Regions from separate parts of the Homo sapiens genome. Here regions 1, 2, 4 and 5 are each linked to region 3. Evidence: chromatin loops called from intact Hi-C (ENCODE). Cell type or tissue: Caco-2. All regions are shown on one strand. Region 1 has its middle 36 kb from the start of LINC01395. Region 2 has its middle 44 kb from the start of LINC01395. Region 3 holds the start of BARX2 (BARX homeobox 2). Region 4 has its middle 83 kb from the start of BARX2. Region 5 has its middle 79 kb from the start of LINC01395.

Evidence for each region. Hi-C counts contacts between places; a loop is a spot of excess contacts. Peaks named below come from ENCODE experiments on the same cell type or tissue, not always from the same donor. Only the 100,000 strongest peaks of a DNase experiment are listed, where the experiment ranks them.
Region 1: it touches region 3 in a loop (5-fold over the local background); 6 of 110 quality-filtered maps call a loop at or near these places.
Region 2: it touches region 3 in a loop (6-fold over the local background); 2 of 110 quality-filtered maps call a loop at or near these places.
Region 4: a loop joins it to region 3, with 8 times the contacts of the local background. A loop is called at or near these places in 2 of 110 quality-filtered maps.
Region 5: a loop joins it to region 3, with 5 times the contacts of the local background. A loop is called at or near these places in 39 of 110 quality-filtered maps.

What each region holds. Positions count from the first base shown.
Region 1 is chr11:129,651,119-129,656,118 of GRCh38, reverse strand. No RefSeq gene overlaps it. Among named protein-coding and RNA genes, the nearest start is that of LINC01395, 36 kb to the right of the region's middle. In Caco-2, no CTCF peak of the experiment used is centred here; no DNase peak of the experiment used is centred here.
Region 2 is chr11:129,570,459-129,575,458 of GRCh38, reverse strand. No RefSeq gene overlaps it. Among named protein-coding and RNA genes, the nearest start is that of LINC01395, 44 kb to the left of the region's middle. In Caco-2, a CTCF peak has its summit at 2,421 (motif pointing right); no DNase peak of the experiment used is centred here.
Region 3 is chr11:129,373,063-129,378,062 of GRCh38, reverse strand. BARX2 (BARX homeobox 2) reads right to left here and starts at 2,215. Exons shown (of 4, transcript NM_003658.5): 1 at 1,841-2,215. The coding sequence starts at 2,027. In Caco-2, CTCF peaks have their summits at 1,694 and 1,942; DNase peaks (open chromatin) are centred at 1,962 and 2,532; H3K4me3 peaks cover 2,528 bases; H3K27me3 peaks cover 298 bases.
Region 4 is chr11:129,456,474-129,461,473 of GRCh38, reverse strand. No RefSeq gene overlaps it. Among named protein-coding and RNA genes, the nearest start is that of BARX2, 83 kb to the right of the region's middle. In Caco-2, no CTCF peak of the experiment used is centred here; DNase peaks (open chromatin) are centred at 513, 2,193, 2,533, 3,893 and 1 weaker place.
Region 5 is chr11:129,693,876-129,698,875 of GRCh38, reverse strand. No RefSeq gene overlaps it. Among named protein-coding and RNA genes, the nearest start is that of LINC01395, 79 kb to the right of the region's middle. In Caco-2, CTCF peaks have their summits at 2,627 (motif pointing right) and 3,179; DNase peaks (open chromatin) are centred at 2,635, 3,155 and 4,076.

The sequences.
Region 1 (5,000 bases), 280 kb before region 3:
TGTATGGTTTTGAGTGATTTTCTTAGTCTTGATTTCTAATTTGATTGTGCTGTGGTCTGAGACATTGGTTGTTATTACTTCAGTCTTTTTTGCATTTGCTGAGGAGTGTTTTATGTGTGATCACATGATGGATTTTAGAGTGTGTGCCATGTAGTGATGAGAAGAACATATATTCTGTTGTTTTGGGGTGAAGAGTTCTGTAGATGTCTATCAGGTTCATTTGATCCAGTGCTGAGTTTAGGTCCTGAATATCTTTGTTAATTTTCTGCCTTGATGATCTGTGTAATACTGTCAGTGGTGTGTTAAAGTCTTATTGTGTCTAAAGTCTAAAGTTAAAGTATTATTGTGTGGAGGTCTAAGTCTCTTCAAAGGTCTCTAAGAACTTGCTTTATGAATCTGTGTGAGACTGTTGGGTGCATATATAATTTGGATAGTTAGCTCTTTTTGAATTGAACCCTTTACCATTATGTAATGCCCTTCTTTGTCTTTTTTTTTTATTTTTGTTGGTTTAAAGTATGTTTTTCTGAAATTAGGATTGCAACTTTTGCTTTTTTCTGTTTTCCATTTGCTTGGTAGATTCTCCTCCATCTCTTTATTTTGAACCTATGGGTGTCACTGCATGTGAGATGGGTCTCTTGAAGACAGCATACCATTGGGTCTTTGTTCTTTATCCGGCTTGCCACTCTGTACCTGTTAATTGGGTCACTTAGCCCATTTACATTCAGAGTTGGTATTGATATGTGTAGATTTGATCATCTCATCATGATGTTAGCTGGTTATTATATTGGCTTGTTTCTGTGGTTGCTTTATAGTGTCACTGTTCTGTGTAAAGTGTGTTTTTCTAGTGGCTGGTAATGGTTTTTCCTTTCCATATTTAGTGCTTTCTTCAGAAGGTATTGTAAGGCAGGTCTAGTCATAATAAATTCCTTTAGCATTTCCTTGTCTGAAAAGGATTTCTTCTTCACTTATGAAGCCTAGTTTGGCTGGATACAAAATTCTGGGTTCAAATTTTTTTTTCTTTAAGAATGTTGAATATTGGCTCCTAATTTCTTCTGGCTTGTAGACTTTCTGCTGGGAAGTCTTCTGGGGGACTCTGATGTTGTCTGTTTGTGGAGTCACACTGGTAGTGGTGTTGGGGGCACTGGCAGGTACAGGTCTTTGTGCATTATATGTGCCTCACATGCAGAGGTGGTCACTCAGGGCAAGGGAGGGTCTGCTGTTCTCCATGCCTACTTTATTTCCCTTGGCAGTGTTGGCCCAAGGATAGTGCACTGGTGGCAGCAGGATTGGCTGGCTCTGTGCCTTTCAAAGCTCCCAGACTGCAATGGTGGTTGGCAGGGTTGGGGGAAGACTGTACTCCTGTAGCAGCAGTGGCAGGGCAGGATGCGTGCACACATGAGTGCTGGTAGGGAAAGGAAAGCAAAACTTGCCCATGCACACACATGCCTGCAAAGCAATGTGAGGGGTTGCAGTGAGCCAGGGGGAAGCTGCAGTGTGGAGAGGGAGCAGGTGGGCTGGTGTATGGCCATGGGGGCCACCCTACTGGAGCTCTTCACTAGTCAGGCATGGTCCGCCAGCACAGAAACTATGATGAAGCCCCCCGGGAACCCAAGGCTGACCTACAAGCAGGTACTGCCAGGCTGGGGCCCTGGGCCAGCAGACCAAGGGGTGATCAGGTTGGACTGGCCCCATCTGATGGGCAAGACTGCCCTGCAGAGTTCAGGTTCAACAGTTTCCCTAGGGCTAAAGTCTCCTATGGGAGCCAGTTGAGCCTAAGGGGATGGCCATCCCTGGCCATGCTCCACTACAGATGCTCCTGCACCAAACCCTCTGGGCTGCCCCTGCCACTTCTCTAAGCAGCTCTCCCTGCCAACTCAAGTGTTTGTGGTGATTGAGGGGTCTCCCCCTGTCAGGATTTCAGAGGCCCGTGGTGAGAGTGGGTTGCTCCTTGTCAGTTCAACTCACTTGTTCCCCTGAAGTTGTGGGGGCTAGGAATGAGTCCTGGTGCATGGTAGCCCCATGCAGAGTTCCCAGCTTCTTCCTCCTTCAGCTCAGCTTCTGTGTCTTCCCTCTGTCCACTCTCAGTGCCTTTCTTCTGAAAATCTGCTGGGAGTGTGCCAATCATCTCAGCCCCTTGGTGGCAGGTGTGTTCCACCTGGCTGCATCTCATTGGTCATCTTGCCTGATCCTTATTTCTATTCTTATAGTCTTTTTTCATAAATCAATTCTTTCTTCAATTCTTAAAAATTCTCAGCCATAGTCTCCTCAATTATTTCTTTCTCTGTGTTTTATGTTCTGGTATGCCTCTCCAGAATGTTAGGTAGGCCCTAGTCCAATGTTGCTCCTGTTCATTCTATTCTCCATATATCAGCTGCTTTTTTGTATTCCCATCCTTTTATTTCTCTCTTTATCTCTATTTAATCTCTTTATCTCTGTATGTGAAATTTCAAATTCAATTATCCTGTAGTTCACTGGTAGCATCTTTAGCTATGTCTGATCGACTACAGATATTTTAAAATCTCAGGTATGCAGAATTAGACTGAAGTTAAATCTTTGGTTCATTATATACTTTTGCCATTTGTTCATGCATGACCCTCTTTTATGTGTTCATGTATGTATCTATTTACTAATAGCATAGAAAAATTAGGGACTAGAGGGCTCACAATAATGTATATCTACCCATGTGCTTCCTCCCCACCTTGTTCAAATACTTCCTCTCATCCAAGGTAACCACTCCGTGAACCTTGTGCTTATTATTCCTTAACTGCAAAAAAACCCTTTATCTCATATTTTAAGAATATATGTATTACAAAAAAGCACATTTTATAGTTCTCATATTTTAAGAATATATGTATTACGAAAAAGCACATTTTATAGTTAAAAAAAGTTAAAAAATTTGTAACCTTTTAAAAGTGGTGAAAATCGTCTTTTTTTTTAATTCACAATAATGTTATCAAGGTTCATCCCAATTGCTACATGTAGCTGTAATTCATTTGTTTTGACTGTATTAGAATGTTTCATTTTGCAATTGCATGACTGTATCACAGTTTATTTATCCACTCTTCTGTCAATGAGCATTTGAGTGGTTTCCAGGTTTTTGCTATTGTGAACAGCACTACTACAAACATTATTATTCATGTTTCTTGGGTTTATCTTGGTTATGTTCCAAGAAATGGAATTGCTGAGACATAGAATATGTGAATGCTCAACTTTTCAAAATAGTAATGCATTCTTTTTCTAGGTGGTTGGATCTGCTATTTAACCTGTTAGTTGAGGTTTAAATTTTCAATGACAATGCTTTTCACTTGTAAAAGCATTATGTAGTTGTTGTTGTTTTTTTTAGATGGAGCCTTGCTCTGTCACCTAGGCTGGAGTGTAGTGGTATGATCTAGGCTCACTGCAACCTCTGCCTCCCGGGTTCAAGCAATTCTCCTGCCTCAGCCTCCCAAGTAGCTGGGACTACAGGTGCCCACCACCACGCCCAGCTAATTTTTTTTTTTTTTTGTATTTTTAGTAGAGATGGGGTTTTGCCACATTGGCCAGGCTGGCCTTGAACTCCTGACCTCAGACAGTCTGCCCTTCTCGGCTTCCCAAAGTGCTGGGATTACAGGCATGAGCCACCATGCCCGACCTATGTAGTTTTTAAAATCAAATTTGCTTTTTACTTTTCCAAACTTTCTTCTATTGATATTGTGGCTTCTATTCTTCCATTTGTCTGTTTAATCAGCTTACGTGTCCATATAAGTCTTCTCAAATTGTGTAATTATCTTCAGTGCTTGAGGTGCCAAGTCTGTTTGTTGTATCTTCTTAACACTCATATATACTCCCTCACTCCATGGTTGTTTGTTTCTTTATGTGGTTTATAATTTTGGTTGTGAGCTTGTTTTAAGCCTGACTTTTTTTCCTCTGAGGGAATTCTGTGTTTTCTGACTTAAGTGCCTCTACAAAGTAACTTTTCAGTTGCTTTTATTGGAGCACAGAATTTCAGTGGTTTTAGGATGTATGTTTATGCAGCTGCCTTGATTTGGGATTCCTGTATCTTCGTGCAGCGTTCTTCTAGACTCTACACCTTTACATGGTACAGGCCTGGAGTTTTAACTTCTCATAAATTACTTTTTTGGGTTTGTTTTGTTTTAACTCCATCAGCTTCCTTGCTACTTCCACAGGTTGTCGCCCAGGCTAGAGTGCAGTGGCGTGATCTCGGCTCACTGCAAGCTCCGCCTCCTGGGTTCACGCCATTCTCCTGCCTCAGCCTCCCGAGTAGCTGGGACTACAGGTGCCCACCACTATGCCCAGCTATTTTTTTGTATTTTTAGTAAAGACAGGGTTTCACCATGTTAGCCAGTATGGTCTCAATCTCCTGACCTCATGATCCACCCGCCTTGGCCTCCCAAAGTGCCAGTGGGATTACAGGTGTGAACCACTGTGCCCAGCCTGATGGATGGAGTTTTCAAAGTTCCCTTTCCAGGAACTGGGAAGAAGCACATTGATTGTGTCTCTGAGATTTATAAAGAGGATTCAATTAGTTTTCAAACTTATGCATGTCCAAGACCAGTTATCCTATGCCAGTGTAAACATAAAAAACAGTCCACAGTCCCTGGGGCTTATTTGCCAGCTGAAAAAACTCTTGGGCCAATGTATTACCTCCCATTTTCCACCATCTCTCAATTTGAGTTTTTTTCTTTGTTCTTTTGTTTAGTTAGGATTTCTGTGTGTAGATGAAATAAGAGGAAAGCCCAAGTCAGCATAGGCAGCTGTGTTGCTAGAAATTCTCTCCATATTTTTAGGCATCACGTACCGGACTTCAAACTATACTACAAGGCTACAGTAACCAAAACAGCATGGTACTGATACCAAAACAGAGATATAGACCAATGGAACAGAACAGAGCCCTCAGAAATAATACCACACATCTAAAACCATTTGATCTTTGACAAACCTGACAAAAACAAGAAATGAGGAAAGGATTCTCTATTTAATAAATGGTGCTGGGAAAACTG
Region 2 (5,000 bases), 200 kb before region 3:
ATTCCTCAAAGATACTCACGTCCTAATCCCTGGAATCTGTGAATATGCTACCTTCCATGGCAAAAGGAGACTTTGCAGATGCAGTTCAGTTAAGGACGTGGAGATGGGGAGATATTCCTGGATTATCGAGGTAGGGCCAAGATCATCACAGGGTCTTTATAAGTGAGAGTCTGAGGCAGGGGAATCACAGTCACAAAGAGAGTTAAAGATGCTCAGCTGCTGGCTGGGTGCGGTGGCTCACGCCTATAATTCCAGCACTTTGGGAGGCCGAGGCAGGCGGATCATGAGGTCAAGAGACCAAGACCATCCTGGCCAACATGGTGAAACCGTGTCTCTACTAAAAATACAAAAATTAGCTGGGCGTGGTGGCGCTTGCCTGTAATCCCAGCTACTCAGGAGGCTGAGGCAGGAGAATCACTTGAACCCGGGAGGCGGAGGTTGCATTGAGCTGAGATCACGCCACTGCACTCCAGCCTGGCGACAGAGTGAGACTCTGTCTCAAAAAAAAAAAAAAACAAAACAAAAAAAACAAAAAAAACTCAGCTGCTGTATTTGAAGCTGGAGGAAGGACCATGGGCAGGGAATGGAGGAGCTGGAAAAGAGAAGAAACGTCCTGGAGAGCCTCCGGAAAGGATGCGGCTCTGCGGACACCTTGATTTTAGACCAGCGAGACCCATGTTAGACTTCTGACCTCCAGAACCGGAGGATGATTATATGTGCTGTTGTACATCACTACATTGTGCTAATTTGTTACGGCAGCCACAGGAAACTCATACATTGGTGGAACAGGAAACAGGCTCTTCCTTTCTCTGGCATCACGTGAGTCCTCATGATTTCCGTGCACTGCAGGGCGAGTGCCAGAACTTTCCTGCCGACCGCTGACTCTGAATCGTATCGCCTATGAGTCGACATTATTAAGAGCTTTCTGGTGCCAGGTGTAATATGATGTTTAACATGCTCTTCTGACCTGGTGTTGAGGCCCTGGCTGGAGGCTGGTCAGCTCCCCTCCCACACCTCAACACTTCCCTTATTGGGCTCTCACAGCCCTGGCCATTATGTGCCCGCCTTAACTGCCCCAGAGCCAGGCCCTTGACAACCAGGGACAGCCCAATCCTACACCCGCCTGCCCCGCCCACCTCACCTTAACCATTCCCTCCTGTGGCCACAGTTGAGGTGCTTGATTGCCCCGATCCTCGTGACTGACCCCATGCTTCCCCGAGTGGCCCTACATGGTGTCCTCTGTTTGCCCCCAGGGACCCGTGAGTATAAAAAAACTGTAAAACTCATTCCAGTTTCTCTCTTGATCTGCATCTGGCCTCACCCTACCTCACCCAAGATAATGCGGCTAAAACCCCAGGCCATGCTCTAAGCCCTTGCGTCTCCTCGTGGGATCCTTAGCACAGCCCAAGGAGAGACCTTATTATTATCCCCAGTCACTGTGAGGAAGCCGAAGTAAGGGGAGGTGAAATGACTTGCCCAGAGCCACACAGCTGCCATGGGGTAGAGCTGGAGCCCAAAATCAAGTGGCCAGGCAAGAGCGCGAACCCCTCACTACACACCCTGCTGCCCACAGTGACGGGGACGGCACCGCCACCAACCTAACAGGATGGACCCTCCAAATCGGGTTTGACTTAAGGAAATAAGGTAATAGGACATTCTTAGCACACGCACTTCTGAATTAAATTTCCACCCTCCACAAGCATCATCAGGTGGAGGCTAGGATGAGCTGCAGCTGGGGAGGCTCACCAAGCCCAGGTGTCCCCAAGAGAGTAAGGCAGTTCAAAACATCTTATCTACATTTAATTAAATTAGACATTCCTGGTGCAGCTTCATGCCCCCGCACAGCTGGTTTAAAATAACCTAAGATTGGCTTCCTTTGACTGTTCTAGCCAAAATGCTCGGGGGTCGGGGCTGAAGGTGCCAGTTTGCCCAGAGGTCCGTCCTGAGACAGATGGATTCATCAACAGTGCTTGGCTTTGAGAGAAGGGCACTGGAGAAGACTCCGAGGACACCCCTGTTCCCTCAGTGTTGCAGTGAGGTGAGTGTAGCTCCGCCACCGAGCGAGAGCCAGCCTACCGGCCCCTCCCAGGCTGCAGCCGTGATCTCTGGGTGACCAGAGCTCATCCCATCTTAGCCTGGGCACCTCCAAAACACAGCCTGAAACCAAAGCTTGCATGCAAGTTGTTAGGAATGAGATTTCAGCGAGCAAGAGAGACAGATGGGGAGTAAAACGGGAGAAGCGAACCCTGATGGAAGAGTGTCTTAGGGGTTGGCGGCTGCTCAAGGTAACTGGAGTGCATTCCTCTGTGGCCTTCAGAGGAGCCTCATGAAATGTCTAAAAAGAGTCCGCCGAGTCTAAAAAGAAAAAAAAAAAAGGGTCCACCAGGGGGCAAAATGCAAAGCGTTTCTCCATTGGCTCCTGTCTCCCATTGGTCAAGGCTTTGACCGATGAGCTTGAATGCCCCGTGCTCCGGGTTGCCCACGTGTGAGTGCAGGGTAGGTAGTGTAAGTTCCAGGTGCAGGCCTAAGGCGAGGCCCTATCAGATTGGACCGGGGCAAAACTCATCCAAGTCTGTCTGGAACTATTGCCACGGCCATGACTGGTTAAGATGTGGAGGCAAACATACACACCATGGAATACTATGCAGCCATAAAAAAGGATGAGTTCATGTCCTTTGCAGGGACATGGATGAAGCTGGAAACCATCATTCTCAGCAAACTATCATAAGGACAGAAAACCAAACACCACATGTTCTCACTCATAGGTGGGAATTGAACAATGAGAACACTTGGACGCAGGGTGGGGAACATCACACCCTGGGGCTTGTTGAGGGGTGGAGGGAGGGGGGAGGGATAGCATTAGGAGAAATACCTAATGTAAATGATGAGTTAATGGGTGCAGCAAACCAACATGGCACATGTATACATATGTATCAAATCTGCACATTGTGCACATGTTCCCTAGAACTTAAAGTATACTAACAAAAGAAAAGTCTCTGGAAGCATACATAAGAAAATATAATACTGGTTAACTCCTGGGAGGAGAGATGGGTGACTATGGAAGATATACCTTTCATTGAATAATATGAATCATATTAATATATTATTCAAATATTGATATTAAAACTGAACAAATATATTTAAGACATAAAGTAGTTTTTGTGAATCTTAAAAAAAAAAAAAAAGACGTGGAGCCAAAATTATTTCTGAAGTTGTGCCCAAGAGGAATCCAGGGCCTGTGTGGACTGTGAAAACCTCAGAGACTAAAGGGCATTGCAGCCCCTGCATGTCCAGCAGGGGTAGGGGGCTGTTACCAGAAGCACAGGCCAATTCACCCTGACCCCAGCCCAGTGCTGACTAGCAAACTGGGTATCCAGGATGTGTAGGGGCAGGACACTTCCACTCCTTCCCTCTCCCCACACACCTGGAGTTCCTGGCCCCAAAATACCCTGGCTGGGGAAGCATTGGTGGTTCCTGCACGTGCTCTGCCTATTGTTGAAAGAGGGTGCACTGAGATTCTTCCCAGCTAGACCCCAAAGTTTACATAACTCAGAACAGAAGGCCACCGCCAAAAAGCATTTACATGTTGTTGTATGAAGTATCTTTACATCTTTTTTCCATCTTCACACCAAATCCCATGAAGAAGGAATTACAGACTTTATCTCATAGACAAGCTGACTGGGCCTTGGGGCAGTTCACTGATCTCTTCAAGACCCCAGAGCCATTGAGTATAGTAATGCTGGAAAAGCAATTTGGTTCATCTGGTTTCAAGTCTGGATCCTTCTAGAGCATATATCGAGTCTAACCCAACAAATATTTTAACCTACTGGTAGACTATAAGCTCCTTGAGAGCAGGGATGTTTATTTGGCTCACAGAGCAGGTATTCAACCAGTACTAGTTGAATGCATGTTGAAAATGAGTTTCTGCTCAGACCATGAGCTCTTTAAACCAGGAATGTGTCCTTGCATCCCTGGTACCCAGCATATAGCAGGTGTTCCACACTGCACTGAATACATGTAGAGATAAATTAAGCACCCCGGTGATGCTCTCTCTTTTGAAACAATTTCCCAAACTTATGGAAAGTTTCACGTACAATACAAAGAGCTTCTCCCCTGAACCATCTGAGGCCCATCACCCCAAGTTCTTCAGTGTTTCCCACAGGCAAGGATATTCCCCCACACAGCCATAACACAATCAACACCAGGACATTAGCATTGCTGCATTACAACAGATGTTGTCTACTCCTTATACACCAATTGAGTTTCAATCATTGTTCCAATAATGTCCTTTCTTTAAGAAAGAATCCAGTCTAGGATCCCACCTTGCATTTAGTTGTCATTATCTCTTTCCTCTTCTTCACTCTGAAACAATTCCTTAGTTTTTTTCTTGACTTCCATTATCTAACACTTTTGAAGATTACAAGCCAATTTTTCTGTTGAATGCACTTCAGTTTGGGTTTGCCTGATGGATCCTCTCGCTGGGGTTCATGTTATGCATCTTTGACAGGAATGTGAAGGTAGGATGCTGGGTCCTTCCTATTAAACCCTGTCAGAGTGACAAAAATGTAAATATGTCTCATTTCTGATGATGTTTCTTTTGATTATTTGATTAAGGTGGTATCTGCCAGCCTTCTCCGTGTGAAGTAATTCTTTTCCCTATTGTAGGTAATAATGGGGAGAAGGGATTTGAGACTATCAGTATCCCATTCCTCATCAAACTTTACATTTATTCCTTTATCTATTTATATCCATTTGGATACAAGGTTTCCTACTTTTTCCCCCCAGGTTAAAATGATTACTATTGTAGGGGTCGAAAGGGCAAGATCCCTTTCCTCCCCATTATAAGGATCACTGCTGACACCCCTATAACAGATTAACAAAAGAAAAGCATAACAAATGTATTTGGCCATAGTTTTATGTGACAAAGGACACAAGAATGAAGATGCAAAGGTACAAGGGAAGCTGTGTGATTTTATGCTTAGGTTCGATGAAGCAAGGAC
Region 3 (5,000 bases):
TTTCACTTATAACACTCACAAAACTACATATGAATCATTTTTTTTTCCTCTGATTTATTTCCCACACAAGGTTCAATAAAACACGACACTTACTCAGCCACCTCTGACTGAATGACTATTCTCTGCAGCTATTTATTACTCCTCTTCTGCCACGTTTTCTTCTATGATCCAATTCTGTGACTCCTATAAGCCAGGAAAAGCTGCCTTCAAGTCAACACAGCACAAAGTCACTGAAAATTCTGCCGGCACTAGGCTCTACCTAGGTGCTTAGAAGTTGTTCTGTTTTGTCCTGGGAATGTCCCATACGCAATGTTAATGACTGAAACAGATCCTCTCTTTTTCCTCGAAGGGAATTGAGTTATTATAACAAAGGATGATTTGTGCTCAAAACAATATTCAACTTATCACCCCTATTCAGTATGTATGTGTCCAAGGGTCCACAACCACCTATACACAAATGTAAAAATATCAGTTCTCAGGAGATCTATCTTGTTTCTAAAATTTCTTATTTGTTCCTTGTTTCATATATTTCTTGGTTTTAAAAATTCAGTATTACAAGGCTTGTTATGGGACATCAGGCCTAATTCTACCTTACAGACAAATTAACTTTAAAAAGGCATAACTGAATACAGTATACATTTTACAACCAAATACATGTAGGAACAATTTGGTTTTAAAAGAACTTCACTGTATGTATTTATCATATGTTTACTGATTGTCATATAGGGACTATCAATGGAACCAAGAGAAAATACAGGATTCCACGCATTGAGCATTAACAACTCAAATGTTCCAAAAAATATCTTCCAAAACTGTTGGCCCTTCATTTTTTCATTTTAAGTGTAATTTAATTTATCTCATGCCTCTCATGCAACTAACAATCTCAAAGGTTCTTTTGGTTTGGAAATACTTTATGCTTACCTTTAATGGAAAGCACACTCAATAACTTTTTTCTGATAAAAAGTGCTCCTACTTCTTTTTCGTTTTATTATACCCATGTTCCATAACCTAAATCCTAACAATGCCGAGATACTTTGAAACTTGGATCTTCTCTTAATGCATTCAAAATTTTAAAAGTACCTTGGATTTATTTTCGATAGAAACTCTACTACGTTTTCAATATATGTATTAAGTTCTCTTTATCTTTACTATTGCTCTTACCTCCCGTGAAGAGAGAAAACCAGGTGTGAGTAATGTTTTCATTGTTACCATTGCTGGTTTTGGTCACTTAAGACAAACGAGGGTGACCTTTTCGGCTTGACTTAAGACAAACGAGGGTGACCTTTTCGGCTTGTGCCACAAAGACAATGTACTTCAGAACTACTTTCTCAGAGGGCGATCATTGTAAGCAAAGCTCAGTGAATTCGAGATTTTGTTGAGAACCTCAGGATACTGATTTACTTGCAAAATTCACAGTGGAGACAGTAGGAGGCTGGACAAGTTAACTCAAGGTGAGATGCAAGGCCGCCAAGCTCAAGTTTGAAATTCACACACACCACCACTTCCTGAAACAACGATTTAGACGCTGAACCTGCTCAAGTGTTTGAACTTTCAGCAGGAAACGAGGAAGCGTTCTCCTCCGAGCAGGACAATCAGGCGTTGCGCGAGCAGCCCACTCCTAAGGCCCTGCCGCCTTTATTTCCACTCGTGCCATCCACACCTTGCGTGGTCCTTCCCGGCCACGTCGCAGATGCCTTTGCAATGCCCACCGCTTGCTGAGGCGCAGGAAAAGAATCCCTTAACTTAACCCTTCCTCTCGCCCTCGGATCGCAAAGCACAGGCCACCTACACGGACGTGAAAGCTACCGAACCCCACTTATCCCCTAGCGGAGCGTCTTACCCGTACAGGAATGCAGGGGCTTGGGTCGCACGACCAGCGACGGGCACACGGAGTAGAGGGAAAGTTTCTCAAAGTAATCGCAGGTCTCCTTGGAGAGGATCTCGTCGATCATGAAAGTCTTGTAGCGCCGCCTGGCTGCTTTGAGCTGGCCGGGCGAGCTCAGCCTCAGCTCGGCGTGGCAGTGCATGGTGAGCCGGCGCGAGCGTCCGCCGGCCCGAGCGCGGCTGCGAGTGCCCGGCCCGCTGGGGCCGCGGGGCTGGCGCGACGGCGGGGCCTGGGCCCCGCTCCCGGCAGCTGGGGAGGCGGCGGGGCTCGGGTGGCGCGCGGAGGAGAGCGGGTAGCGGGCGCGCCTGCCGCGCGTCTAGACCCACCCGCAGATCAGCATCTTCGCTGAGCCTTTTTGGGACAACGCAGCTGTCAATCAGCGCGAGCTTCCTGCAGGGCCGGGTGCGGAGTGTGTGCTGAGGGGCGTCCGCGCCCACCCCGCCCCCGCCCGCCCGTGCCACTCCGGCGCCGACCTGCGCGCCTAGTGCCCGGCGGCTCTCAGTCGCTGCCTCCCGCTCTGGTGTCTCGCGCTCCTCTGCCTGGCTCTCTATTTTAAGACGCTCGTTTTGGCTCTCCTCCCCCTCCCCCCCGGGACGCGCTCCAGGTGTGTGTGCAGGAGTGTGCGCGCGGTGCGGGGAGCGCGCACCGCCCCAGCCCGCGGCCAAGGCCCAGGCCGGTAGCTCCCCGGGGCAGTGTTCCCCATGAGCACCTTACTGCCTGTCCTGCCACCCGCCGGCCCGGCTCCCAGTGTCCGCAGCCCAGCGGGAGGGCACGTTCAGGTCTCTTACTAGAAAGAAGTCTAGTCCTCACTAGGCTCCCGGGACTTCGGGCCACAGAGCCAGTGCCCCCGAGGACCCACCGTGCCTTTCTCCTTCCCCGCGTGGACGGTTTCCCGAAGACCGCGGCTTCCCAAGCCCTCCACTCGCAGTCTCGCAGCCCGCGCTGAGCCTGCGCGCTCCGAGCGTAAGACTTTTGAGCTGAAGTTGCAAACTTGACTGCCCCAAGATCCCAAATCATAAATGACCCTGGCCCCGTCCGTTACCCTCATAAAAAACTGAGAAAAAAAAAAAGATAAGAAAAGAAAAACTAATAAAAGTGTGAGTTATCGCCGGGCGCGGTGGCTCAAGCCTGTAATCCCAACATTTGGGAGGCCGACGTGAGACGATAGCTTGAGGTCAGAGGTTCGAGACCAGCCTGGTCAATATAGGGAGACCCTGTCTTTACAAAAGAAAAATTAAAAACAGGCATGGTGGTGCACGCCTGTAGTCCCAGCTACTGGAGAGGTTGAGGCAAGAGGAAACCTGTAGTCCCAGCTATTGGAGAGGTTTAGGCAGGAGGAAATCTTGAGCCCAGGAGTTCGCGGCTGCAGTGAGCCGGGATCTCGTCACTGCACTCCAGCCTGGGCGACAAGAGCGAGATTCTGACTTTTTAAAAAAGTGTGCGGTTTTTTTTAAAACATTGTTTATAAAAACATTTTTTCCTCGTTGGAAAGGGTCAGAGCTGCACGATTCTAGGGAGCCGGCGGGCACTGGGGCAGCCTGTCCCATGCGGGCTTCTCCCAGCGCCCGAGTCTTCCGGCAAAGGGGCTTTCAATATCCGGATCCCTCGCGATACGACCGGGTTAGAGAGTCGCGAAGACAGGCGTTTATTGGGTGATTTGCCTTTTTCTTTCCAGGCTCTTAGTCTTAGGGTCTGTTCCAATCAAAATCTGTACGGACTTTAGTTGTTCATTGGAATTGCTGCGTAAAGGGGACCCCGCCGAGCCTCCGCGCCCGGGAAGCCTCCGGCAGCCTGAGTCGCGCCCGGTGTTCGGCGGGAACAGCCCAGTGCACGCCCGTTTCCACGACTTTATGTTGGAATGAGTGTGCATGGGGTTGGAAGGAAAACGCACGACAGGGACACTGAGAAGTATAGACGCGGATGGCCTTCCCTAGGGCCGAGTTTGGGGCCGGTGACATTTCCTCCCCGCTCCCAGCCTAGAAGCGTCCGCGAGTGCCGGCGGGCTCTCTGCGGAGCTGCTTGCCCAGGGGGCCCTGGTGGCCGCGGAAGCAAGTAAATGAGGGCGCCTGGGCCGGTGATTAAACTAGGAGGGAGGGACACGCCCAGAGGACTAATCATTAGGCTGTTAGAGAAAATAGATTTTTTCTTTTTTTTTTGAGACCGAGCCTCACTCTGTCGCCCAGGCTGGAGTGCAGTGGCGTGATCTCGCCTCATTGCAACCTCTGCCCCCCAGGTTCAAGCGATTCTCCTGCCTCAGTCTCCCGAGAAGCTGGGATTACAGGCGCCTGTCACCGCGCCCGGCTAACTTTTGTATTTTTTAGTAGAGACCAGGTTTCACCATCTTGGCCAGGCTGGTCTTGAACTCCTGACCTCGTGATTCACCCGCTTCGCCTCCCAAAGTGCTGGGATTACAGGCGTGAGAAAATAGATGTTAAGAGGCCAAGTCACAGCCTAGCATTAGACAAGGCCCGCAACGCGTCTTTGAGGAACTTCATTCCCGAAGTATTTGCAAACTGGCCTCCCCTCCCCTCCTCTCCATCTAGAATTGTTTTCTTTCATTCTCTTTCTCCATGCAGAGGCGGCTGCAGGGCAGGCGAGAACTGCTGCCAGGTGTCCGGGTGGCGCCGGGGGTCCTGCCGCCGGACTCTGGGGTCTACAGGCTGGCCCCAGGCGCGCCCCCTGCTTCCGCGGCGGGACCCTGAGGCTGGTCCGCGGTCAAAGCGCGGGACCCGGGACAGCTCACCGCTCAGCCCTGGCATCGCCGTCCGACGCCACGACGGAGGGGGTTCTCCCGGGCGCAAGCCGAGAGGGAAACCGCTGCGCCGAGTCGGGGCTGGGTCCCAGGGGCTCAGCGTTCGCTCCCGGGGCAATGCCGGGCGGGGAGCTTTAGGCGCCCCGAGGAAAGTGAGCCGCTGGTAGGCAGCCGCCAGTAAACTGAGTGCTTGCGGGCGATCTCACCCGCAGCGCCGACTACGAGGCGGGCTTGGAGCTGGGGACCAGCACCTGAGCGACAGCACCAGGACCCGACGCCCGACGAGGGGCCGAGCGCGTCGCGTCTATACTTTCTATCTGCCCGGCGTGTGCCCACAGAATGCGGCACTATTCGGGGCCCCGA
Region 4 (5,000 bases), 83 kb before region 3:
TTGCTGTAAGTAATTGACATGTGCCAGGGCAATGATGGACTGGAAGCTACTCAAAGTCTAAGGCTAGTTATTAAATCTGGTTTATGTGTTAAAAAGGTCAAAAGTTAGATATTTCCTTTCACACATCCCCATTCACCAAAAGAGGGCTGGATTCTTTTAGCTACAGGAATATGACCCCAAATAACTTTAAATTAGAGCTTTTTATTTCAACATATGTAAAATATATGTAAAATTGTAAAAGATTTATTTAATTTTCAAAATGTCAAAAATAAAGTAAATTGAACATTGGAAACTCACCTCCCAAAAATTCTGGTATGCTATGTCTATAAATACTTTTTTTCACCTTTATGAATAAAGTTAGCTGTCTTTGGAGCACTCTATATCAGCTGATGCTTTAAATAGTCAGATCCTGCCACTAAGTCTAGAATTGGCTCAATTCTGGAAAGTTTTTTACAGCTGCCTCCGAGGGCAAAAGCCTTTAGAAATATGCACCCATTGAAGTCTCTGATTCCCATGACCACGCACTGGTGTTCCAGGGCCCAGCAAGCATAGTACCTTTGATAACAAAAGCAAATATTTGCCATCCTTAGAAAGCAATACAAAACAACCAGCTCCAACACATCCCAAGCTTCTGTATGGGTGAATGAACACTCCTTCTTGGTTCATATTTGCTTGTGGAACATCTGTTTTGACTGTTCATTGTATGTGTGTAATTATGCTCTGTTCATAGTAACTTTTTCATATTATGGACTTTATTTGCATTGAAAACACACTGCAAATAAAAAGAAATGCCAAAAGAGAAACCAGAGAAGAAAAAGAGATGGGGGAGCAGCGAAAGGAAGAGTAGCTCCGGGCCTTTAAGGAGCAGAAGCCAAGTGATCCTGGGGCCAGAGCCAGGGCCCCAAGGCTACTGAGACCTCAGCGGTCACTGCGACAATGGCTGAGAAGGGGCAGCATCCTCATCTGCAGCTTGGACAGAGGACTTGGCATTCCAGGAGCATCTACTGAGGTTCAAACTTCCACTTGTGCCCCTCCTGCTCTGATGTGGGAAGCCATGTACCCTAGCGAGGCTTGCTGCACCACAGTGAGGACGCTGTCCTGTTACTGTGCTTCAGATGGGGGCTCACCCTCCAAGTTCCTCCAGAGGCTGGCACCCCTCCCAAGGTCAGTGCACGTGCCAACACACTCCAATGCCCTCAAATGTTCCTGACCCCCTGATACACAACCAAAGAGGTGGCGGGGAACCCAGACTTGTTGCTAGTACAGGTGAGTGGATGGAGGGCTTGATCATTCACACTCGAGGGGAGGACTGCACCCTAAACAGTGAGAGTAGGCTGTGAGAGATGGCCCCATTACAGCAGTGTAGGGGCAGGGGCACCCACCCATGCTGGGGGGTGCAGGGTCAGCCTGCCTCGGCACTCTGCTCTGAGATCAGGCTTGGCCAACTCAGACTCCTTGGAGGTAAGCACAGGCCCAATATAAGGATAAAAAACCTCCCAGCTGTGTTGATAACTCTGCAAGTTACCTAGCCACATTAAGTCTCAGTCTCCCCACCTCTGAAATGGAGACAGTAATAGGACCTACTGCATAGGGCTGCTGAGGTGATGAAACGTGATGATATAAAGAACTTCCTTGTTCTGGTGCCTGATATATAGTCTACATGCATTAAAATGACACTGGACCAGGCTCTAGCTACCTTTTGTGTGTGTGTGGCAAGGTTGCACTGTTGCCCAGGCTGGGGTGCAGTGACATGATCACAGCACACTGCAGCCTCAGCCTCCTGGGCTCAAGCAGTCCTCCCACCTCAGCCTCCCAAAGTGTTTGGCATTACAGGCGTGAGCCACCACACTTAGGACTCTTGCTACTTTCAGCTGAGCAATTTGTGTGTTTAAGGAGCCAGGTGCTTGGGAAGAGATGCCACCAGAAGGAGGGAAGCCCTGGGAAAACCAAGAGAGTTTGGATTGAGGAAATTGACTGAGGATCCCAAAGGGGCACAGATTTGGCCTGACATGCCCAGAGGTTCTTGGGAACCATTTCGAGCAGGTGCACAGCAGCCACTGAACCCGCCCCACACCGTCTGCTCTCTGGCAGCCCAGACAAAGAAGAACTCTAGACCTCAGAATCCTGCAGGAGCGATGATACATGTCTTGACAAACAGGGTAAATTCAGGGCAACTGTGAGGGCCCTTGTTACATTCTTGAGCTACAGGAGAGGCCGCTGCTTGGGTTTCGGTTGTTCTTGGCCTCCTCACTAACCTGGGGCACTATTTCCTCCTCCTCTCCTGTCCCCCATGCCTCCCCCACCCTCTTTAAAAAAAATGTTTAAAGGCTTTTGTGAGTGAATGATCTTAATCATGAAGCAGGCATGATGACAGTTTGCAGAGCTAAATGGGCACTTAACTGTGTGTCTAATAAATCCGCAACAAAAATAAACAGAAAGGAAGAGGGTTTGGGAAAGAAAGGAGGCCAGGCCGGCAGGCATGAAAGGAGCCTGTCATGGTGATTTACACAGCACCCCTCGGCAGGCGGTTTCCGCCCCGGCCCCTCCTGGCCGTGGCTGACCTGCAGATGCCAGAGGCTGACAGCACAGAGCAGCAGGTGGAGGCCAGTGCCAGAGCACACCTGGATGGAGTGCAAGCAGAGTGGAAAAGGAGGCAGGAAGGCTGCCCCATCCACTGTCCATGGGTAAGGCAAAGGCAAAGTGCAAGGCAGGGAAACCAGGCTGGTGGCAGCCACTTTCCTCAGGATCGGTGCCCAGATTACAGACAGTATTATCTGGATCTGCCTGCTTGTCCCAAACCATTCTCCACCCAGGATTTGGTTAACAACCTGGGATTAGAGGCATACTCAGGTGAATTTAGCAAACACCTCTTATTCCAGTGTTAATCACCCTTCCAGGGGCACAAGAGGCCTACCTAAGGCATGAACCCTCTCTTAGTGTCTTAGCCTGGTGAGGATGTGCTTAGGAATGCATCTTCCATGAATCACCTTTCTTGCCCAGAAAGAACGCCATCGTGCAGCGTAAGGGGAGGTGTAAATATTATAAAACCTTGGCTGGAATCCCTGGCCCCACCCCCAAATTCACTAGATTATAAGTTTCTCCAACAAGATTTTAGTGTATTTGAGGGAAGGAACAGGTTACTTTGCCCCCTTCTCCCCCTCCCACCCACCTTCCTCCCATAGTATTAGCACAGGGCTAGGCACAAAATAAATGTTGAAGAAATACTTGTTGGCATGGATGGTGGCTGACGAGCTTCTGGTGGTAGGAGGTCCCAGGCACTGCTTTCTAAGGGCAGGGCTGCACCGGCTCTGGTCCTGGTTGGCCTTGAGGCCCTCTCTCAAGTCGTTGCCATCTCTTCCAGTTTACCCCTCTGCAAAATGGAAAGGATGTCTCTGGCTGCTGCTTATTCTGAGATTTTGGCTCCAATCCTGAAAGCTGAGTTCCTGGAGAAGCCTCCAAGACAGAAGTCAGCTGGAGACCACGAGAATCCAGATCCTCTAAGTCCTGTCTTTGGGCTTTGGAGACTTCAGCACAGCAAAAGGAACTCAGAACATATAAACTGAAAAAAACGCCTCGAGGAATTTACACTCTAGTCGGGGAAAAAAACTAATCCATGTCCCCTGGAAATATGTCAGGACCGCAATGATAATTACAAATGGGGCATTAAGAGGAAGAGATGAGGCAGGAGTTAACAGAATAGACTGGAGAAAAGGTGAGGTTAATTAAGAACACTTGCAGGGAATGGTGACTTCAAACCATTATGCTGAGAAGCCTAAGAAAGAGGCAAGCCAGGTGGCCAGAAGAAAGGACCCTTGGCCACAGGGCACTCTAGGGCAGAGTCAAAAGAGGAGGAGAGATACTGCTGTGCCTGGAAGGGACACAGCACTAACAAGGGCTACCACGTGGAGAGTAGGAGGGGACTGGAAGAGGAGATATTTACACAAAGAGCAACAGAGACACTCAGGGCTGTAGGCAAACACAGGCAATTAAATGCGTAGAAATCCTGAGAAACAAGTTTTTGTGCAAAGCATGTTTTAGCTCTTTAACCCCAACACTACCTGCCCCTCAAAGGTTCCTTTCAAATACAATGCGGGGGAAGATTTAGGTAGCACCTATGGAAAACTGCCAGACGATCCGACTACCAGCTAGCGTTGATCCGGGTGGGAGAGAGAGTGGGGGGAAGCCCTTGGGATGGTCTTTAATGCAGACTGTCAGCCAGGTGACTGCTAAGTCCCTGCTCACTTTCTGCTGAGCGGACACTAGGCCAGGCTAACAAAACAGTATTTCTAAGGAGGACAGAGCTTCATAGCCTCCAGTCCAGTTCTAAGCCAGACCCAGCCCAGGGTCGTGGGGCAAGGCTGAGGTGGAATAAAGTTCAAGGGTCATGAGAAGGGTGGCTGAACTCTAAGCACTCTGTGGATGGGAGAAAAGGCTCACAGTGCCCTCATACCCCCTCTTCAAGACAGTTCTAGAACTGGCCAGACTCGGAGAAACCTTAAGCCAGCCTCAGAAAGGCTGGTTTTGGACAGATCTGTTCAGACGAGTTTGAGGGCTCATGGCTCATAGCATGAGACCTATGTGGTAACTGGCTGTCAAGGTGGGGCTGCTGGGGTCGGGCGCGGTGGCTCACGCCTGTAATCTCAGCACTTTGGGAGGCTGAGGCGGGCAGATCACTTGAGGTCATGAGTTCGAGACCAGCCTGGCCAACATGGTGAAACCCCGTCTCTACTAAAAATATAAAAATTAGCCGGGTGTGGTGGCGCACACCTGTAAGCCCAGCTACTCAGGAGGCAGAGGCAGGAGAATCGCTTGAACCCAGGAGGCAGAGGTTGCAGTGAGCCAAGATCATGCCATTGCATTCCAGCCTGGGCAACAGTGAGACTCCGTCTCAAAAAAAAAAAACAGGGCTGCTGTTGTGTCTTCGCAAAACTTTGCAGAACCTGTGTAAGCAAACCGAGGGCACAGTGATCCAGAACAGGAACTCAGACGCGCAGACTTGG
Region 5 (5,000 bases), 320 kb before region 3:
CAACAGGAGAAATAGCTAAAAGATTAGCAAGCATTAATTATTTATTGAATTGCTGCCTGTGCAAAAAAAAAAACCCAAAAAAACGAAAAAACAAAAAGCAGGGTTGGGGGGTGGGGAAGTGCCCTGTATGGGGAAATTAATCTTTCCACTACTTTAATTTCAGCTCTTGGTTGCTATCTGCCTTTGCTTGTAGGTCACGCAGATCATCTCCTGGCAGTGGGTGAGATCATTTGGAAAGGAGGCATAACTTTGACAGTCTCTTTCAGGGTAGTCAACCAACTGGTGAGAAATCCAGAGGTTTCCATCTTTGTATCTTTCAATCTTTCTAGCCCCTGCACAGAAAAAGCAGGCTCTGGAGTTCAATCCCCTTCCCAGGTCTGCAGTTCTGACCTCCAAAAGAGGAAGATTTAGACAAACAACTGTGAGTCTCAGCTGAGCCTGGGCAGCCAGCAAGCCCTGGGCACGTGGACTCAAAGCAGCAGCAGGGAGGAACCTGGGGGTTCCTCTTTTGAGCAAGGATAAACCTGCTAGTCAGTCTGTCCTGGGATAAGTTGTGAAGAATTCATTTATTCATTCATGCACTCACTCATTCACTTGCTAAATCATGCATTCAGTATTTATTTTTTTTTTGAGATGGAGTTTCACTCTTGTCTTCCAGGCTGGAGTACAGTGGCACAATCTCGGCTCACTGCAACCTCCGCCTCCTGGGTTCAAGTGATTCTCCTGCCTCAGCCTCCCAAGTAGCTGGGATTACAAGCATGCACGACCATGCCTGGCTAATTTTTTTGTATTTTTGGTAGAGATGGGGTTTCTCCATGTTGGCCAGTCTGGTCTCGAACTCCTGGCTTCAAGTGATCTGCTCTCCTCAGCCTCCCAAAGTGCTGGGATTACAGGCGTAAGCCATTGCACCCGGCCTCATTCAGTATTTATCCAAGTGCCTCTATGTGCCATCTACAATATTGTTACAAATAAGACCACCCAGCTCAGGTCAGGGTTTCTAAAACATCCTCTTTCATGAGAAGAATAGCTGAGACATGTGTAGGCTGACCAGTGAGCTGGGTCTTTGTCCTTGGCTGGTCCGTGCTTGGGGAGTGAGGATTGCAGAAGAAGAGGCAGGAGAAGCTGATGCTTGGCTTCTGTTCCCCTTTACCTTATTTCTCCTTCACCCTCTTTTCTCCCCACCTCTCCTTTGCGCCCCAAGTTCTTTCTCCTAAATATCTCTGAAATCCGTCCTCCCACTCCAGCCCCCCGCCACATCCTGCTCAGGGCCTGCCTTGTCTCTTGCTTGGACCAAGGCAACAGCATCCCACAGAGCCTCCTGACTGAGGCTCTTCCCCTCCTCTCCTCTCTCTATAATGCCGTCAGAGAATCCTGTTGGAAAAAAACCCCTGGGGAGTCAAGCATTCTGCTTACAATCCTTTCGCCACCCCACAACTTATCCCTTGCTTGATATTCCAACCCCCTTGGGAACCTTTCTTCCATCCCTTCTGGCACCCCAGGCCAGCTCCTGCGCTGGCTCCAACGGTGTACGTGCCACCCTTAGGTCCCCACAGTAAGCTCTGCACATTTCCACTCTGGCTTCTTGTACCTCTTCACATGAGGTGCCCTGCCTGGGAGCCCTGTTCATCCCTGCCTGGAATTTTTACTTTCCTCTAAGACTGTTCCAAGTCACCTCCTCCAAGGAGCCTTCCCTGACCAGCTAAAACATAGTCATGGATATTTTGTCATGTGCCCTAATAAAGCTTCCTTAAACATGACTTTCACTCTACACATGAATTTCACTGTACTGTGATTATTACTTTGTGTCCCCCAATTTGACTTTGAACCCTGCATGGGCAGAGATAGAATTTTATTTATCTCTGTGTCCTCAGCCCCTAAATAGGGCCCAACATTCATTGATCCACTTTCTCCTTCATTCTTGTTGACTTGATTCTCTGCCTGGACTGTGTTAATCGCCAGGGGATACAAACAATGACAGGGTGCACCCACAGCCTCATGGACATGACAGAGGACCAAATGTGGGATTGGAGAGTGGTGTGACGAGAGCCAGGATCGCAGGGAGCCTGGGGAGCCCCGGGCCATTCTGGTGGGGCAGGAGGCTGAGCTCCTCCTGGGGCACCAGGCCCTCCATGCCACACACCTGCAGAGCTCTGGGCAGGCACTTGGCTGAAAGCATTATCCTTCCTTTCAGAGGGAAGTTTCAGCAGGGCAAGGCCTGTATTGCTGATCTCTGCTGTTTACAGAGATCTCAGTCTCTCCTGGGGCTGAGGGGCATTGGTGCAGTGGAGCTGCGACCTGAGCCGGGTCCTGGCTCTTAGGTAGAGTCCTGAGACTTTCATACGTCCTTTCCACACAGGGGGTCTCACGCACAGACCTTATCCTGGAGGGTCACGGCTTTTTTCACAGAGATGGACGTTGAGAGATAAGCGCCCCAGGAACTACACAATTACAGTTGGGAGAAATATGGTGAAGAAAAACACCGGGGCCAGGACATCTTGTGTGACAAGGAGGCCTCCCAGGAGAGTGAATCGATGTGACAATGTGTCCTTCAAGCCTGGGTCCAACTCCCATGTGGGGAGTGGCTGCCTTGGTTCCCAAGCCGATCATCCTGCAGGCAACCCCTCTGACCACAAGGGGGCCTGCTGGAGCCTGGCCTGGCCCAGCCCTTCCCGCCCAGAAACACCTCCCGGTCTGGTCCCTGCTGTTGGTGACTCAAGGAGCCAACACCTGTCTCCAGAGGTCAAGGCCACCTTGAGGGTATAGGGTGCCCGGGCACTCCACACACGGGGCGTGGAGGGAGTCTCCCGGCCGGGCCAGCCCCGGCTTCCTCTCAGTGGAACCTCTGCTGCGTGGGAGCCCTCGCGGGCTGGCTGGACCGACCCAGCCTCTGCCCCTGGCTTCCGCTTCTACCCCACTTCGCTTCTTTCCCCCAGGGTTGCCAGAGAGCTGCTGCCAGTTTTCCCAGCACATTGCTCACAGGAAATTAGGGTCTAAAGGTGCAAGGTGAGAGAGAAAAGCCATACATGGAATAACTGAAACTACTGGGGGCTGCATTTCCAGCTCCACTCGCCCTGTGCGAAAGCACTGAGACCCCACCTTCCTCGCAGGCTCCTGCGACCGCCCTCTCCAGTGCTGAGGGTGCAGTTCCACCACGGGCCATGAGGGGCTGCTTGCCCGGAGCTCCTGGAGGGGGCCCGCGGGCCTGGCTCAGCTGGAAGAGGACAGAACACAGCAGGTTCCATCCGAAGCTTTACCTGTTGGCAGAGTGGGTGGTGTGTGCTTTGAGAAACATGGAGCAGGCTCAACAGAACCAAAGTCTCTTCCTCTCCAAGATTCAATCATACCTAAAGCTCTGCTGCTGGAAACTCATCAGCCAGGCTGTGTCCTCTCTGCAAGGCACTCTTTACAAACCGCTATAGAGGCTGCCTTTCTTTGCTGCTTTGCAGCGTAGGAAGTGCTTCTGGTACACACCTGATGGTCTCCCCGTGACACTTCTGGAGGGTAGGCATTCATGAGATGATTTTCTTTTGGCTGATGAGGGACTCGAGGACTGGCACCCAATTCCAGGTTGCCCACTTCTCTGTTTGATGTCCACTCCGTTACGTGGTGGCCAGTACCACTCAGGCGCGTAGATGTGAATGAATCTGCCTGATGACTGGACTCCATGGCAGCAAAGCAGGGCAGCCCGGCAGTGTTAGGGAAGTGGTGAGTAATCCCTCAGGGGAAGGGAGAGCCAAGGCTCTGAAGATGGGATGCCCACAGAGGAAGGAACCCCAGGCACGAGGGCAGACTTCCCTGCGTGCCAGGCAGAGCCTGCATTCTTGGGGGTGTGTGTGTGTGAGTTTTCACTCCTGTTAGTTCTTGGAGTTGACAACCAGCAATCACGTTTTGAATGGCCTCCTGGCCACGGACAGTGAACTGTGGGGTGTGTGTTCAGCGCTCTGTGCTGTTGCTGTTGTGGGAACAACACCCAGAGCTCCATCGGGCCAGGATGTCCAGCTCTGTCTCTCTCAGCTACAGAGACCAGGAGCTGTTTTCTGCTCACTTGGCACCTCTCTGAACTGTGACGCCACCTCCTGGCCGGGACTGGCTCCCCCCTGGGCTGTAGGGTGTTTCTATGACCTCTTATGCAGGATTGGGAGTAGATGCTGCTCTCAGTTCCTGCCGTGGAGGTCAGCGTGACCAAGCTCCGGGCCAGGCACTGCAGCCTTGCTGTGGCAGCTCAGCATAGACGCACCTCCGCGTGGGCAGCTGTGCTGGGTGCTGTTAAATCTCCTGCATGATCTCTGCCCTGCCCTCCAGGAGTTTCCAATGTCAAGCGTCTTAGTTAGATTATTGTTCCTCCCTGGGCCTCTCTCCCTCTGACTACAGTTGCTATTTATTATCACAATAAGGTCGTGTGATTCTCTTTATTTGGGGTGGGGATAAGAATACTGAACCAGAGCGGGGTCATATACTTAAATGGAGCCCCATACCTGCCACTAATTGGCTATGTGTTCTTGGGCGAGTTATGTGGCCTCCCTGAGTCTCAGCTTTCTCATCTGTGAAATGGGGAAGATAACACTACTCCTAAAGATTGTTCTGAGGCTGTAGTGAGAAAATGCATGCGAAAGCATTTTGAGAGCCACAGAAAGCAGTGGGAGCGAGGGGAGATGCTACTATTCTTAGTGAGGAGGCAAGCAGAATGGCCCAGGGGACTGATCGGCTGTCCCCCCCTTTTCTCCACTGTCCCTTTCCAGCACCTCCTCCCAGGGCCCTTGACACATGCCCATTCTGTGTCCCAAGTGGGCCTGCTCTCCATGCTGTGAAGTTTTTTTTTTTTTTTTTTTTTTTTTTGGAGACGGAGTCTTGCTCTGTTGCCCAGGCTGGAGTGCAGTGGCGCAACCTCGGCTCACTGCAAGCTCCGCCTCCCGGGTTCACGCCATTCTCCTGCCTCAGCCTCTCGAGAAGCTGGGACTACAGGCGCCCCCCACCACACCCGGCTAATTTTTTTATATTTT